Regions from separate parts of the Homo sapiens genome. Here region 2 is linked to region 1. Evidence: chromatin loops called from intact Hi-C (ENCODE). Cell type or tissue: endothelial cell of umbilical vein. All regions are shown on one strand. Links, peaks and the distances in the headings refer to the core of each region. The heading gives the core; the rest is flanking DNA.

Region 1 (7,762 bases), core at 2,344-6,343:
GCTGAGGTGGGAGGATCCCTTAAGCCTGAGAGGTAGAGGTTGCAGTGAGCCATGATTGCACCACTGCACTCAAGCCTGGGCAACAGAATGAGGCTGTGTCTTAAAAAATACATAAATAAACAAATTAATGCCAGAATTAGGAAGGAAAATTTAATTACATAAATTCTCTAAGACTCTATAAAACAGCCAGATGAGTGGTCCAATCCCCTTTCCAAATAGCTTTGGTTTCAATTTTATGTTTGTTGGCTTGGGGTCCGTCCATCTGGGTCATGTATTGGGCCAGTGTGGGATCTCAGGCATTGTTACTGGGTTCGCACGGCTGTTCCCTAACCTAACATGGCAGCATTAGATGCCAGCACTTTGATCCATGCACACACACAGGATATAGACATAAGAGCTTCCCAAACCAACTGGAAAGAGTCCCAGTGGGAATACTCCACGACATATTCATCAAAGTCAAATGCAGAGCAAATTGACCTGGCTCATTAATTATGAAAATTCTCTCACAAAGTGACATGTTGCTAACTATGTGGAAGCTTAGCACATTTTCACGTGGTTCTTTTTGTCTACTTGGATCCAAAATGTCACATTTAGTAATGCGTTGAGGTTTTCTTTTCCTTACTTAGGAAGAAAAAGCTATTTTATGCCGAACCCACATCTAAATATATATACTCGTGTGTTTACATATGCCCACTATGTGGATAGAGGTAGCCTGTTGGTAAGAAGGAAGTTTGCTATGCCAGAATTTGTTTTACAAAGATATATAGAAGGAATTTGAAAAATAAATGTTGATTATTTTAAAACCCTTGAATCTATGTTGAGCGCCTGTCCCCCCTGGACTAACTGGGCAAATTCAGACATCATATGAAAACCTGGCCTTATTTCTCTACATATGTTGGCTAAAGCAGTGAAAAGAACATGGGCCTCTCTCCACCATCACTGAAAGGAATTTCAGTTCCTTAGGTCTTTCATTTCCTCTCTCAAAATGTAGGAATGAGAACTTTCAGAAGCTCACAAAAGTTACCCTTCTATATTCAGGCCTTTTATCTAAACTGAGATGGTCATTATGTACTGCTTGACTTTTAAAAGCTCCTAAATGTGGCCAGGCACAGTGGCTCAAGCCTGTAATCCCAACACTTTGGGAGGCTGAGGTGGGTGGATCACCTGAGGTCGGGAGTTCGAGACCAGCCTGACCAACAATGGAGAAACCCTGTCTCTACTAAAAATACAAAATTAGCCAGGCGTGGTGGGCCATGCCTGTAATCCCAGCTACTCGGGAAGGCTGAGGCAGGAGAATCGCTTGAACTCGGGAGGCAGAGGTTGCAGTGAGCCAAGATCACGCCATTGCACTCCAGCCTGGGCAACAAGAGTGAAACTCCATCTCAAAAAAAAAAAGCTCCTAAATGTGCCTACTGAATCTTATGACAATGCCTGATCATTGAAAATCCTTTCTGGATCAGTTAGGTTATTAGTTTGGCTATCATTAAAAAAGGTCAAAGTAACAGTAACTTAAATTGATAATAGTTTATTTATTTTAAATATGGTCTAATCATAAATATTCAAAGTGTTATAACACTCCATAGTATCAGAGTTCCCGCTCTTCCTGTCCTGCTGTTCTGCCATCCAAAACACATAGCACGTGCATACCTGTGCATACCTAAGCCTGTGCATAGAGGCCCCACAGCAACTCTGCACATAGCCCTCAAGGTCACATCCCACGGGCCATGTGGCAGTTCTTGCTGCAAGGGAAGCTGGGAAACATAACCTTTGTTCTGGGCTGCATTGGACTCAACTTTACTAAAGGAAAGGGATGGCTGAGACCAGCCATGTCTGCCACAGCCTTCTTTTCATTAAGGTGCAGCGTTTCCCTAAGTATTGGCACAGAGAAGGCACAAAATAGATATGTGTTCAATGAACAAATAAACAAATGAATAAATAAAATTCTTCAGGGAATGCTTATCTGAAAACAGACATGAAAACAGTTTGCTAGGATATTCACGGTTGGTTGTTTTCATCAATTTCTCAGAGGAGAAATTTAGTTTTTATTAGATCATTAAATCAATTTAAACAGACATATATTTGTATATCAGCATCAGGAAGAGCAATGTAAATGTCCTACGGGTGACATCATCATATTCTTCCCCAGCATTTCTCAAACCTATCTAGCCATGGAACCCTTTGTCAGAGAACATTTACTAATGATTTACAAGACATTCATGAAAAATACTCTCCTGCCTAAAATCTTAGCAGAAAAATAGAATTCAGCCATTTATCCACTTAGGATAGGACCATAAAGAAGTCAATATACATGTAAATAAACTACATTTTTTTAAAGCAACAAGAGAGAAGTCTTTTCAGCACATACTATTAACAGTCCCATAGTATCTTCCAATGGCTGTGAATAACTAGTAGGTTGACCTGCCACCTTACATAATGTCTTCATCTCCCCAGTAATTTCCCAATAATCCTGGAGTACTGGAAATGGAAGACACCTTAAAATGGTATCAAAGCCATTCGTCGGCCTTCAGATCCTAATGTCACTAAACTAACTGAGAGAAACCAACATCAGAGCAAAACCTCATGACATGAGCTCATTCCTACACAGGGTCTGGAAAACATCACTTCCACTTTAAGTACACACTAAAAAAGGATGATGATTCAGACAGACAATCTTAGCTGCACTGCGCGGGTGGACAAGGGGATTGTAACCAGCCATCCAGGAAATCTGGCATCTGTCCAGAAAACAAGTCTAAATTTTGAAAGGTCTCTGCCTAACACATTCAGTTTATGTCCACAGGTCTCTGAGGAAGTGCACTTATAAAGAGGAGATGACTACGTTAGAAATTATGACTGAGGCAGCTTTTGCGCTGTAACTCTTGCTTAAAAGGGAAGTACGCCAGTTCCCCTTTGAAACAGTTTCTAAGCAGCAGGTGGCTACCACCAGGAAGCCAGGCACACGATGCAGCAGTATTGATATCTGGCTGTGTTGTACAGATCTTCCCTTTATCCATTCGAAGGATGTGAAAGCGAGGGCAGAGGGTAGAATTTTTAGCTGGTAATGGTCTCTTTTAATCAAAGAACTCAATAAATTACAAAGAGACTGAGTCACTTGTCCTGTCTCAAAGAAATGTCATAAGAATAGCTCAGGGCAGTAAAGGAAGTTTAATTAACGCAGCCGGGTGTGGTAGTTCACACCTGTAATCCCAGCGCTTTGAGAGGCCAAGGCAGGCGGATCACCTAAGGTCAGGAGTTCGAGACCAGCCTGGCCAACATGGCAAAACCCCATCTCTACTTAAAAAAAAAAAAAATTAGCTGGACATGGTGGCACATGCCTGTAATCCCAGCTACTGGGGAGGCTGAAGCAGGAGAATCGCTTGAACCTGGGAGGTGGAGATTGCAGTGAGCCAAGATCATGCCACTGCACTCCAGCCTGGGTGACAGGGTGAGACTCCACCTCAAAAAAAAAAAAAAAAAAGAGCTCAGAATTGGAGAACATTTATAAGTAGCTTGGTTTAGGGGAGGACAAATGAGGAGAAAGCCGATCTAAAATAGGTTGGGACAATCTATTAGCCAACTATCTACACTCTCCCACCATAGTTTTCATTATTGCATTAATGAAAGCTGAGTCTCCAGAAATTAAAAAAGACTGTTTCTCAACCTATCTAAGCTGCAATCCGTTTTAATGAAGCTAAGTATAGAGACAGAGGGAACCTAGATAATAATAGAAATAACTGTGCTAATGTTTAAAAGAAGAAAAGAATGAGGTTAAGGTTAATTGCAGTAAATAATAATGAAAAATGTGTGTTATTCAATATAGTCACTAAAAGGATGAAAATATTTTCAAATATGACTCATTCCAGTTGAAACAGGAAGGGAAGTAAAAGCATCAACATCTGACAAGACATTAAACTCCCTAAGTCAGAGCAGCGCTGCCCCTGTGGGGAAGAAACTATCCTCCTCCCAATGGCACAGAACCAACTCACTCAAGCCAGGCGCCTCTGGAGAAAGTCACTGAATCACATATGTGTGTGCACACACACACACGACAATAGCCAGCCAGAGAGTGAGAAAGAAAGAGGGTATACTGACCCCTAAAGGACCAAGGCAGACTGTAGACATCTTTCAAGAAGGAAAGGAATGAAGAAAAAAAAAGGCAATAGATAATTTAGCTCAAAATCATGTTGGGAGAGGGTTGACCAGTTCTTGGACCCAGGGATCTTGAGAGAAAGAGTAGATGAGCCCAAATGTCCTCAGTAGGCACTTGAGGTAAGGAGCCAAGAGCTGACTTAGAAGGAGAAGGAAGGAGGACCCACAGGAATAATAAAGCAAGAAGGAGAGCACTTAAATACACCACATGTCTTCAAATTCGCAGGCCCTAGGGATTTGTAACTTGTTACAAAGTTATTTCTGAAGGCTAGAAAAATGTACAGAAAACATATGCTGCTTCAAAAGTGGGAGTGGAGAGAGTGGGAGAAAGGGATGACCTGCTTCTGTGAATAAATGTTCCTATTGTAATTCCTTAACTGGCAAAGTACTTTTGTGTAAATGATACTTTGTAAACCCATAGGCAGAAACCTAGCTGAGAAATAATCAGCACAAATAGGCAGAGTACAAATGCGTATTTATGCAACTTTCTCGGTTTTTTATTTCTTAAAAAAAAGCACTAAACTTCACATTTACAGAAGAATGAAAGGCGTGTCATTTGTTTTAATTTTTTAAGATGTTGATTTAATCTAATCAAGATTTTGGTGCAAGTGGAATCAACTACCTTAGGAAGGCAGATAGAATTAGAGTCTTGATGTGCAACTCAAATCTAGATGTTTCCTCCTGACTTTCCCCCAGCTCAGCCTCCTCATCCAACTGCCATTGGACCCTCCACCTTCCCAGACTGAACTCAGTACTTCCCCTTCCTTCACTCTATCTCCTCTTCCATTTTCATCTCTCCTTCTCCTCTCAACCCTCTTGCACTCTTTCCTAGACCTCAGTTAATGAAGTCGGCATCCATCCAACCTCCAACGCAAGCAATATTTTGAAAAACCCCTGCTTGAAATAAATGTCACTTCCTTCACTTATAGAATAAAATCCAAACTCTCCCAGCATCATAGAGAAAAGTTCTTCACATATAAGTGCCCATCTACCTTTCAAACCTGTCTCCGCTCCTTACCCTATGCTCCCAACACACCCAATTATCCTCCAAGCCCCCAAATCCAATCACATTCCCTTCATCTGGGGTGCCCTCCAGGTCTTTGCCCGGGGAAATGCTATCCACTCCAAGACTCAGCTGAAACACCACCTCTCTGTGAAGACATCCCTAACTCCCCAGGCATAGTCTGTACATCTCTCTTTTATCCCTCTATCGCCTTGGGTTAATATAATAGTGTTTCCCCTGTTTCTGGTAATTGATCTGTTTTTAAGACTCTCTTCCTGAGTGGAAAGCAAGAAGATATTGCCTTCATCTTTGCATGTGAGCACTAAGCACCTTGGTCACCTTACCTAAAGGGAACACGCTTCCTGCTATGTTTTTCTCCCTAGCGCTACCATATACTTGCTTGTTTACTTGTTTATTACCTGTCTCCCTCCACTGGACTATGAACTACATGAAAGCAGGTATTTTTGTCTATTCTGCTCTCCTCTGTAGCATCAATGCCCTGAATAATGCCTGGCACATGATAGGCACTTAATACATATTTGCATGAACGTGGATCCAAAATGACTTAGAACAGTGTCTAACACATTCAACATACAAGTACCTCCTACTCCCTAGAATTTTTCTCAGTATTCCTCCAATTCTCCCTCCACCTCCTCTGCATTCCTACCATGACTACATGAGGTTCCACAATACTTGGCATTTCATCCATTAATGTATTTTAATCTTGTCTTTCTAAGGAGATTATAAAAATCCCAAGGACAGGTGCCACGTCTTTTAAGAAAGTCAATGTTAAGTATAACTCATGCTAGGCACTTCCATGCTTATTGGATCACTTAAGTTTTTTTCCCAAACATCCTGCAAAATTATTTTAGTATTCCAGGTTGACAAATAAACTAACAGAGGTGCAGATCTACCTAAATTCACATGGCCTTTAAGTAGCTATTCAAATCGGTTTTGACTCTAACTTTTATGTTCTTTCCAGTACTTCACACCGCATCTGTTAATTTAGCTCTGGCTGGGTGCAGTGGCTCACGCCTGTAATCCCAGCACTCTGGGAGGACAAGGTGGGTGGATCACTTGAGGTCAAGAGTTTGAGACCAGCCTGGCCAACATGGTGAAACCCTGTCTCTACTAAAGATACATAAATTACCTGGGTGTGGTAGTGGGGGCCTGTAATCCCAGCTACTCGGAAGGCTGAGGCAGGAGAATTGCTTGAACCTGGGAGGCATAGGTTGCAGTGAGCCAAGGTCACACCACTGCACTCCGGCCTGGACAACGTGAGTGAAACTCTCAAGGAAAAAAAAAAAAAAAAAAGCTCTGTTAGGGATTGAATTGTGTCCCTGCAAAATTTATATGTTGAAGCCCTAACCCACAATATGACTGTTAGATAAGGCCTTTAAGGAGATAATGTTAACCTTTTAACAAGGTTACATGAAGTCATAGGGTGGGCCCCTGATCCAATAGGACTAATGTCTTTGCAAGAAGAGAAAGAGACACCAGGAATGTGTGTGTACAAAGAAAAGGCAGCCACCTGAGAGCCACAGGGAGAGGCCCCAGAAGAAACCAGCCCTGTCAACACTGTGATTTTGGACTTCTAAACTCCAGAACTGTGAAAAAATAAATGTCTGTCGTTTAACCACCCAGTCTGTGATATTCTGTTAGGACAACCCTAGAAGACTAATGCAAGCCCATTGTTAAATTTTTCCAAAGCTATAGAAAAGCCAAAAGGAGAAAAACAATCACCCACAAACTCATCATCCAAAAGCAATCACTATTAACATTTATTCTATGATCTGGTCTTCTTTAACTTTGCATATTTTTAAATAATTGTAATTAGACTGGAAATACAAATTGGTTACACCAGCTTTTCAATTAATATTCTTAAGTTTGTGTACCATTTTAAAATTAATATTATAATGATATGACAATTACTATTTATCCATAAGGAGAAACTTTTTCACGTATTTTTCAAAATGTTTTCCCTTGTGAAAAGAAGAAAAAAACTTTTCCCTTGTGAATTGTCTATTCTTTGCCTACTCACTATTTCCTTGCACATTATATAAAGAATATTCTTTTTTATCCATTTTTTGGAATGATTTTCTATGCTGTTTCTCAATTATCTCACCCAGTAAGTACCTACCATTGTGCTGAATACAAAATTAGTGTGACCCAATATTGATGATCAATCATTAAAAATCATTCACCCAACCGAATGATCAAGGTTAACATCAGCGGTATGAAGTCATGTTGACATCACATGCACCTGCCATGAGGCAATGAAAAGGGCACTTCATCTTCATGGTATTCTTCCCAGAAACCCAAAACCCTGGTCTAATCACAAGAAAACATCAGACACATGCAAATGGGGAACATTCTACAAAATGTCTAACCAGTCCTCTTGAGAAATGTCAAGGTCGTAAAAAACAACAAAAGACTGAGAATCTGTCACAGATTGGAGAAGACTAAGGGGCTGTAATGACTAAATGCAGCATCGTATCCTGGATTAGATTCTGGAAAAGAAAAAAAGTCATTAGTAGAAAAACAAATCAGAATAAAGTCTATCGTCTAATTAATAGTATTGTATCAATGTTGAGTTCTTACTTTTTATAAATA
Region 2 (7,762 bases), core at 2,544-6,543, 1.1 Mb before region 1:
TATATCAGTATTTTCTTGCTGACAGAGTCAGAGGAGCTGGCATAACCCTTCTGACAAAGTCCTAGCAAGGTAGGGTTCCTGAGCCTTTCTATAAATCCCGGCAAGCTCGCCAAACCCCCGGTTACTGACATTTCTGTAAAGCTGAAAAACATTCATGCATCTGGACAGCACCACTGTGGAACTACTCTGACAAATTGGATATTTTTCTGAAAACTACCACTGCCATTTCAAAGAAAGCCAGAAACACATGCTGTATTTCTTAAAGTATCTTCGTAAATATAACATAGAAATTTCAGGGCTGAGCCTGGAAAATAAGCATTTTCCTACTGTCAAGAACAAACTGAAGGTCTTGGCTGAACAAGACTTGCATATTATACCTGTTAACTTTCCAATTTCAAGAGAAAAAGCCCAAGGGTCTACTCAAAACATGATTAGCGTAAAACAGCGTTTTCTTATAGGAAAGAAAGAACAAAAGGAAAAGGAAAAGTTGTTTCACATGAAAATATTCTGGATACTTATTTTTTAAAAGTTGTTCCTAAAATTTTACAAGTGAAGTACTGAATATCAAATTCATATTTTGGAAAGAAAGAACACCAGCAATATAGTTCACACATTCTTTAGAGTAGCAACCAAGCCCGTAGGAACTCTAAAAGCGAGTTATGATTTCTTAAATGTTGCAGAAGTAAAAGTTTTCAAGAGGAACAAAAAAGGGGCGATGCTTAGTGTTAAACCTGATACTCTACTAAGCATATAGGTCTCCAAAGAGCTGACGAATGCCCATCACACGGTCCACAATAATGCTTTTGCCCAGGAGCTTCAGAGGATGAGAACTCAATGTGCAACTTCCCCCCATTTTTTTGTTTTTGTTGTTAAAGAGGCATATCTGATGAAGAAGGAAATCAGATTAGATTCACTCTTCACCAAGAAACAGAGCAACTCAATGGTGACAATATCAATTTTCCCCCATGTGGCTGAATTTTCCATTGCCTTTAAAAATGCTTAAGACTTTTTGTTCCCATATCAGCAGAAAAAGGCAAATCCCTTAATCAACCTAGTAGTATAAATGGCCAGTTAGGCAACGAGAGACTAAGAAAACAGTCTTCCTTTTGATTTTACACATGAATAGATGATGTGAATTAGTTTTCTGAAGATTATGTGAATTAGTTTAAATGACCTTAAAGGCAAGATGAAAGAATCTCCTTGAGAGTTGTATCCTCTTTGGAAGCAAAGTATTGTTTTGCCCCAAGCCCATCTCGCTCACTGAACATACCATTTGACTTAATTTACCATATACGCTTGTATTTTGGAATTTAAAAAAAATCAATGTACACATTTTAAATCATTATTAATGATTATTATGTAACAGGAAACCAGTGGTTTCATGGATCCTCTTCCTAAATACACCTAAATGAACCTATAGATGACAGGCAGCCCCCCAAAACATCAAGCTTTAGGTTTCTGTTTGTTTACAAAAGGGTTACTCCACAGACAGGCCACTTAGCTGTGTGCATAGTATCTTCTGGAAAGATTTATTTGGAAATTTTCCAATCAAGTAGAAGAACCTTCCCCAGAAACCTAACAGTGAGAGCTAATGGCATGGGCTGTCAAGCTCCATGGGAGACAGTGGGCATGCCTTTTGAGAACCCATGTTTTTGTTTGTTTGTTTGTTTGTTTTTTGAGATGGAGTCTCGCTCTGTTGCCCAGGCTGGAGTGCAGTGGTGCAATCTCGGCTTACTGCAACCTCCAACCTCCCGGGTTCACACCATTCTCCTGCCTCAGCCTCCTGAGTAGCTGGGACTACAGGCACCCGCCACCATGCCTGCCTAATTTTTTGTATTTTTAGTAGAGTTGGGGTTTCACCATGTTAGCCAGGATGGTCTCCATCTCCTGACCTCGTGATCCGCCCGCCTTGGCCTCCCAAAGTGCTGGGATTACACGTGTGAGCCACCGCGCCCGGCCTGAGAACCCATGTTTGAACCCAAAATAGAGAGCTACTGGCCTGGAAACCCAAAGGAACAGATGATATTTGTACATCCCACAATACAACTCACATACAGAAAATGCCTGGGGAAGCTAATTCCTGCTGTCCGAGAGGGGCAAAGAGCTACCACATCGATTGCTGGCCACCTGCCCTTTTCCCCAGATGTGTTGCTTATCTTTTCCTTAACAAGCCTGCTACTTTGAGAAAGAAATATTACTGTAAACCATATCACACACAGCTGCATCCTGCATGGCACAGAGAAAAGTCTGCATTTTGGATTTTTGAAACGGTATCACAGAGCAAACAGTCATTGACGTCACTGGTCTACAGTGTAAATGAACTTCTTGTATTATCTAATTTGGCACAGTGGGCCTTAGGCAATTATTGCATCTTACAGCGCTTTAGTAATTGCCAGCTAGCCCCATGGGCTGGGGGGACCTGCATTCTCTATTGATTTGCAAATAACACCCTTGATGTGATGACATCCATACATTTCAACTATTTCTTAATAATAAAAAAACACTAGATACAAAACCCACAAATAATCTGGCAATAGCGAGAACTTGAAACATCCCATCTTCACTTTGCTTGACGTGTGTGTGTGTGTGTGTCTGCGTGTGTGTCTTCAAGCCTAATGGGTAGGTAAAAAAATAGCATAGCCAAAGCTAACTCTTAAAAAATTCAAGAGAGCTATCTATCCAATATGGATATCCATACCCAGAGCTCCTCGTATCCTCTGTAGCAGTGCTTTTCCTTGTGGGGATCTGGTTACAATGCAGATCTGACTCGGTGGGTCTGGGGTGGGTGGGGCCCAAGACTCTGCATTTCCAACAGCTCCCAGGTGGTGCTGTTGGTTCGAGGCCTTTCTCTGAGCATCAAGGGGAAACCCCAGTTGGTCTGGGAAGGTGTGTGCACATGGGGGCCAGTTGTGGGTGGTGGCCCAGGTGCAGGAGAGGCGGGCAGTGGGCTCCATCTGGTACTTACCCTGCATCTGACTCTGAGGCTGAGGGTTAAAGGCAGTGGAGTGGTTCAGGGAGGCACGAGGGTTGGGCGTGGGGGCTGGGTGGTGTGGGCTGACCCTCATGGCTGTGCGCCGCAGCTGCTCCAGTTCACTGAGCCGCTCGGAAAAGGACAAGCTCCCGGGCTTGGTCTGATCATCTAGTTTCTGCCGATGTCCTATTGTGGGGAGCAGGGAGGGGAGGGGATGGGGGGAGGGAAGGAGGGAGGGAAGAGATCAGAAAAAGTATTGTGGATTTCCTAAAACTGGGGCTTTTCTTGTCTTTCCCCTCTCTCTCCCCTCACCCCAACATAGACTCGCTAGAGATATGCCAGCTGAATTTGGGGCCACTGTCCTCTCAGCAGAATGGGCCCCCTTTCACCGCCTCGGCCACAGAGTGCTCCCCCAGTCTGGGCCTTGGCACCCTCCCCAACCCTCTACACCCACTTCCAATGGGCACAACTCACTGAGATACAGAACTTGGCGGTGGTGGTGATGCCGGGAGGGAAAGAGGCGCATTAATTGTTGGCACATGGCCACATGCCAGGGGCTATGCTGTGGCAGCCAGGAAAGGTGGCCTCCCAGGGGCATCAGAACGGCTGTTCCTTACTGCAAACCCAGCCACTGGCACGTTTTAGAGGCGGCAAAGTGGGCCCCGCAGCTTAGTGGTAGGGCCCCTTCCAAGAGGAAATGAGGCGTGGCTGCAAACCCACAGCCTCTGGGGAGGTCCCATTTCCAGGTACACGCAGGGCATCCTCAGCCCCTCAGCCCCTCTCCCTCTCCCTCTCCTCACAGGCTTTTCACAAGCATTCCTTCTTCCCTGAAGCCGACTCCCCCATGTACCCCTAAGGAGGAGTTGACAGGAAGGCCTCGCCTGTGTCTTGTCCAATATTCCCAGCAGAATAGGCCCACTGGAGCCCAGAGGTAGCTACAGCCTATCTGGTGAGCTTCCCCAGGGGGCTCAGGACTGGTGGGATGGGATGATGGGCCCCTCAGTGTCTATATAGGGTGGGATGGTGGGCCCCTCAGTGTCTATATAGATAGCAAGTGTCCTCATCATGCTCTTCACCAAAACAACCGTCACCAGGAAGCAGCAAGCAGAGGCCACTCATGGGGGACTGGGGCCTACGGTTTTCTCAAAATGTCCTTAAACCAGAGCCAGTCCTGTCGTGCAAAGCTGAGGCTCCAAGGTAGGGAGGTAGCCACAGGAGGCCTGGGCCATTCATTTCTCTTTTAAAGACAATGGCCTCCTGCTGCTTCCTCAGCCTTATGGTTCCAATAAAGAGTCCTTGATCGATTGCACAACCTCTGTTCCCTATTGCCAAATGTCCCCAAAGCCAGACTGAGAAACAGCCTGCCCGCTGCCCCCATAAAGTGCTATTTCACATGCCCTGACCCAATCCTAGACTAGAAAGAGGCCCCCTTGATTCCACTCCCGCAGCCTGGGGTAAGAGCAGACCACGAGAAGTGCACTGTAGTCCAGCTCCCAATGGCTACAATTATAAAATTAAATGGTATAACTTGCATGATGGCTGCAAATCTCCATGGCTGGCCATTTCTTCCTGCTGCCAGGCCCCTTGGCACAGTTGACATTGTCTCAAATTCCAGACCAGAAAAAAAGGGCCCACTATATTGCAGTGATTTTATCATTAACGAGACCTGTTTGGCTCCAAAATGAGGAAAAACACTTAAGCATAATATTTATGTAGTTCAAATGCAATGGCCCCTCTTGTCATGTGTCACCAAGGCAAATCTGGACTCTGATTCAGCGCTCCAGCCCACAACAGGAGACTTGAACGCAAACAGCCTGAGTCACGCAGGCTCAGCATGCATGTGGGAGGCCTGTTCTTGGCTGCGTATTTTAAGCACCGGCTTTGTGGATGAAAGGCCATGGGGCCAGGTCTTGCAGCAACCCCCATCATCCCTTTCCCTCAGAAGTATGAAAATGTCTTTTTTCTAGAGCGCTCTGTGTTGGTCAGCCATGGTGTGACTCAGTGCCTCTGGATGAAGCCTTCCTTAGCTCCTCCCTCCTCTTATCTCTGCCATAGATCCTTGGCTTCCTGATGATCAAACTGAAAAATCTGCAGTTTTCTTGCAGAAAAACAAACAATTCCAATGGAACAACCATTCAAAACATAATAACTCAGCCCTTTAACCTCCTACCACAGTCTAATGCCTGGCATTACGAGTTGGGGTAAAGAAGAAGGCAGGAACAATGATTGTGGAGAGCTCTATCTGCCTCAGAAATAATGCCAGTCGGCAAAGGCTGCCGGCAGGTTTTGTGCTCATTTCAAAACTTCACATTCCTCAGGCACTTAGTGGCATTTTTGAAGAACACTGTGTCAAGGACAGTGGGTGACCCAGGAGAGTGATGTGAGCGAGGTCATTCTGAATACACAGCACTTGACGTGGTAGAGTCTACAGCCACAGCTTGGAAAAACAGCTCTTGGCAGTTGTGTCTCTCTTAGCCAGCAAGCGTGGGGACCTGTGCCACGGAGACACCCAACAGGAATCATCATTCCAGGTAAGCCAGTCCTGTGGTCAGGCACAACGTGAGGTATTTTTTGTTTGTTTGTTTCTTTGTTTTTTATTTTAATTAGTCCCCCTCATTACTATATACTTAGAAATGAGAGCTTTAACTTGTGAGCAATTTCTATACCAGCTGATACCTGCCAAAATTGTAGTCATTTATAGAGATTAACTGATGACTGTCTGCTTTAGCAGAAGTGTTCAGGCATAACTCTCAGAGAAAACAATTCTTCACTCTAAGCTGTTTTCTAAGCCCTGGGAGTCTCAGGGCTGAGTTTAATGCTGGAGGATTGGGGAAGAGCCCATTCCACTCTCCCCACGTGTGTTCCTGGGAGTCAGTAGGAACGTTATTGCCTTGGTAGGGGTCTTGACCCTCAGGCTCACAATGGTGCTGGAGAGCTGTGACACCAAGGCACAGGGGAAATGAGAAGCATTATCATATTCAGGGTGTGGTTTGGATGCACTTACAAGCTAGATCGAAGGAACATCTAATTCTTACTTTCTGAAACCATCAGACCTCATGTGCCAAATAGCAATATTTTGCATGAAATATAGGAACTTCCGATATAAACTTTCAAGCTGGGGAAAATGAATACTTTATGTCTTCAGTTTCCTGTATCTGTGTTCAGTTAAAAGGCTCATTTGCCCCCCGAATGTTAAATAGAGGAGTATGGAAAATGTCTACTATCCAATTCACTTTTCTTCTTTCTCACTGAGTACCGGGCTTTAGAGGGCAACAGGGAATTCGACCCTGGGTCAAGCCCTTGGGTAGAACCAGGATGCAGCTCTGAACACCTGCATGCTGGCAGCTTGGCTTCTTCAGCATGTTTGGAATCAACTGTGAATGTTTACAGGGCGGTGCTTTAAAGTAGTGGGCACATCAAGATTTCACCCTGGGACATCTTAATCTTAAGCAGAGTTGAAAAAGGTCCTAAATTCTTCTAGTACCATTTTCTCATTTTTGAAAAAAATGAAAGTACTTGCTTGGAATTTTATTATGTATGCAGAGTCATAAAAATCCAAAAAAGGGGAAAAAATTGTATATAATAAAAATAAGTCAATGCCGTTTGCAAAATTTTACTTCATTCCAAAGGCATTCCTATTGTTTTCGGGGTTGGCTGCTCATTAGGCCATCCTTAAATGTTATGATATTTTGTGACGGATAGTGAGACCAGCTTTCACTTTTCTGCCATACAAAATAAACTGAGCAGGTATGCATATCTCGTTGATAACCGAGCTGCCTTTTTCAAGACACCATTGTGATCTGTGGCTGTAAGTAACATAAATGTAATATATGATCTTCCATTAAAGAAACCAGATAAGGTTAAATTGCCACCGTTTCTTGGAAAATTTTGGTTAGATAGAATAAAGAATTTTCTGGCAGTCAACAACATATTAGTCTATGTTTCCGATATGGGTTTACTAGTTTTCTTGATAGATTCTTAGCAGAAAAATGAGGAAGGTATATACTCAGAAGACTGTCATGATGAGCCGTTGAGCCAAATCTATGCAAAAGCATAATACCAAAAAGATATATTTCTCTCTGTATATACATGTATAAAATTGTGGTTCTTCTAAAAGCATATAAGAATTTTATATAGTCAATTTTAAAAGGATATCTGTATTTCAGAAGATGTTGGCCAGTCAATTGGATACTCACTACATGAATCTGGATATAAAAATATGGGGTTTTCTTCCTTTGATTTGCTACTGTTTTATGACAATGGAAAAGAAATCAATGTGTGTAGAGAACAGCTTACTTTTCCTGGTATCACAGTCTAACCTTTAGGTTGCAGGGTCATTAGGATTTCAAAGTGACAGTACTGAATGTGACTCTTCCTGAAGCCCCTTGCAGATGGTAAAATAAATCTCCCTAATTGCAAACCTAACCATATGCTGGCTAATTTAATGTTGGGAAATATTCTTCAATATTATTTACCATACCACATGTATATTATATATACTATATAATATAAACTATATAATGGTATATAGTATGTCAGTATACATTCTAATTCATATTATATATGCATGCTTATATATTGTCCAGTGCTACGTAACTATGGGTAGCCTCACTTTCCCCCACCCCAATTTCTTCTCATATCGTTAAGCTAAGACAACACCACAAGGTTGGAGTACTTCAGAACTGGAGAATGGCCACAGAAATCAGCCTTGGTTTTTAACTAATGTGTGGGAAGTGAGGTTCAGAGAGGTTATGTCATTTGCCCAATCTCACACGGCCAGTTACAGGAAGA

What was found. A loop is a pair of places that touch in the nucleus more often than their neighbours do. Peaks named below come from ENCODE experiments on the same cell type or tissue, not always from the same donor. Only the 100,000 strongest peaks of a DNase experiment are listed, where the experiment ranks them.
Region 2: a loop joins it to region 1, with 14 times the contacts of the local background. A loop is called at or near these places in 1 of 110 quality-filtered maps.

Annotation. Positions count from the first base shown.
Region 1 is chr21:35,929,682-35,937,443 of GRCh38, forward strand. No RefSeq gene overlaps it. Among named protein-coding and RNA genes, the nearest start is that of LINC01436, 72 kb to the right of the region's middle. In endothelial cell of umbilical vein, for the core only: a CTCF peak has its summit at 4,106; DNase peaks (open chromatin) are centred at 2,770 and 3,960; H3K27ac peaks cover 2,100 bases.
Region 2 is chr21:34,831,445-34,839,206 of GRCh38, forward strand. RUNX1 (RUNX family transcription factor 1) reads right to left here. Exons shown (of 9, transcript NM_001754.5): 7 at 2,966-3,157. It overlaps RUNX1-AS1 (RUNX1 antisense RNA 1), which reads left to right and starts at 4,869. Exons shown (of 2, transcript NR_186614.1): 1 at 4,869-5,502. RefSeq lists an enhancer at 4,353-5,552. In endothelial cell of umbilical vein, for the core only: no CTCF peak of the experiment used is centred there; a DNase peak (open chromatin) is centred at 4,877; H3K27ac peaks cover 2,502 bases.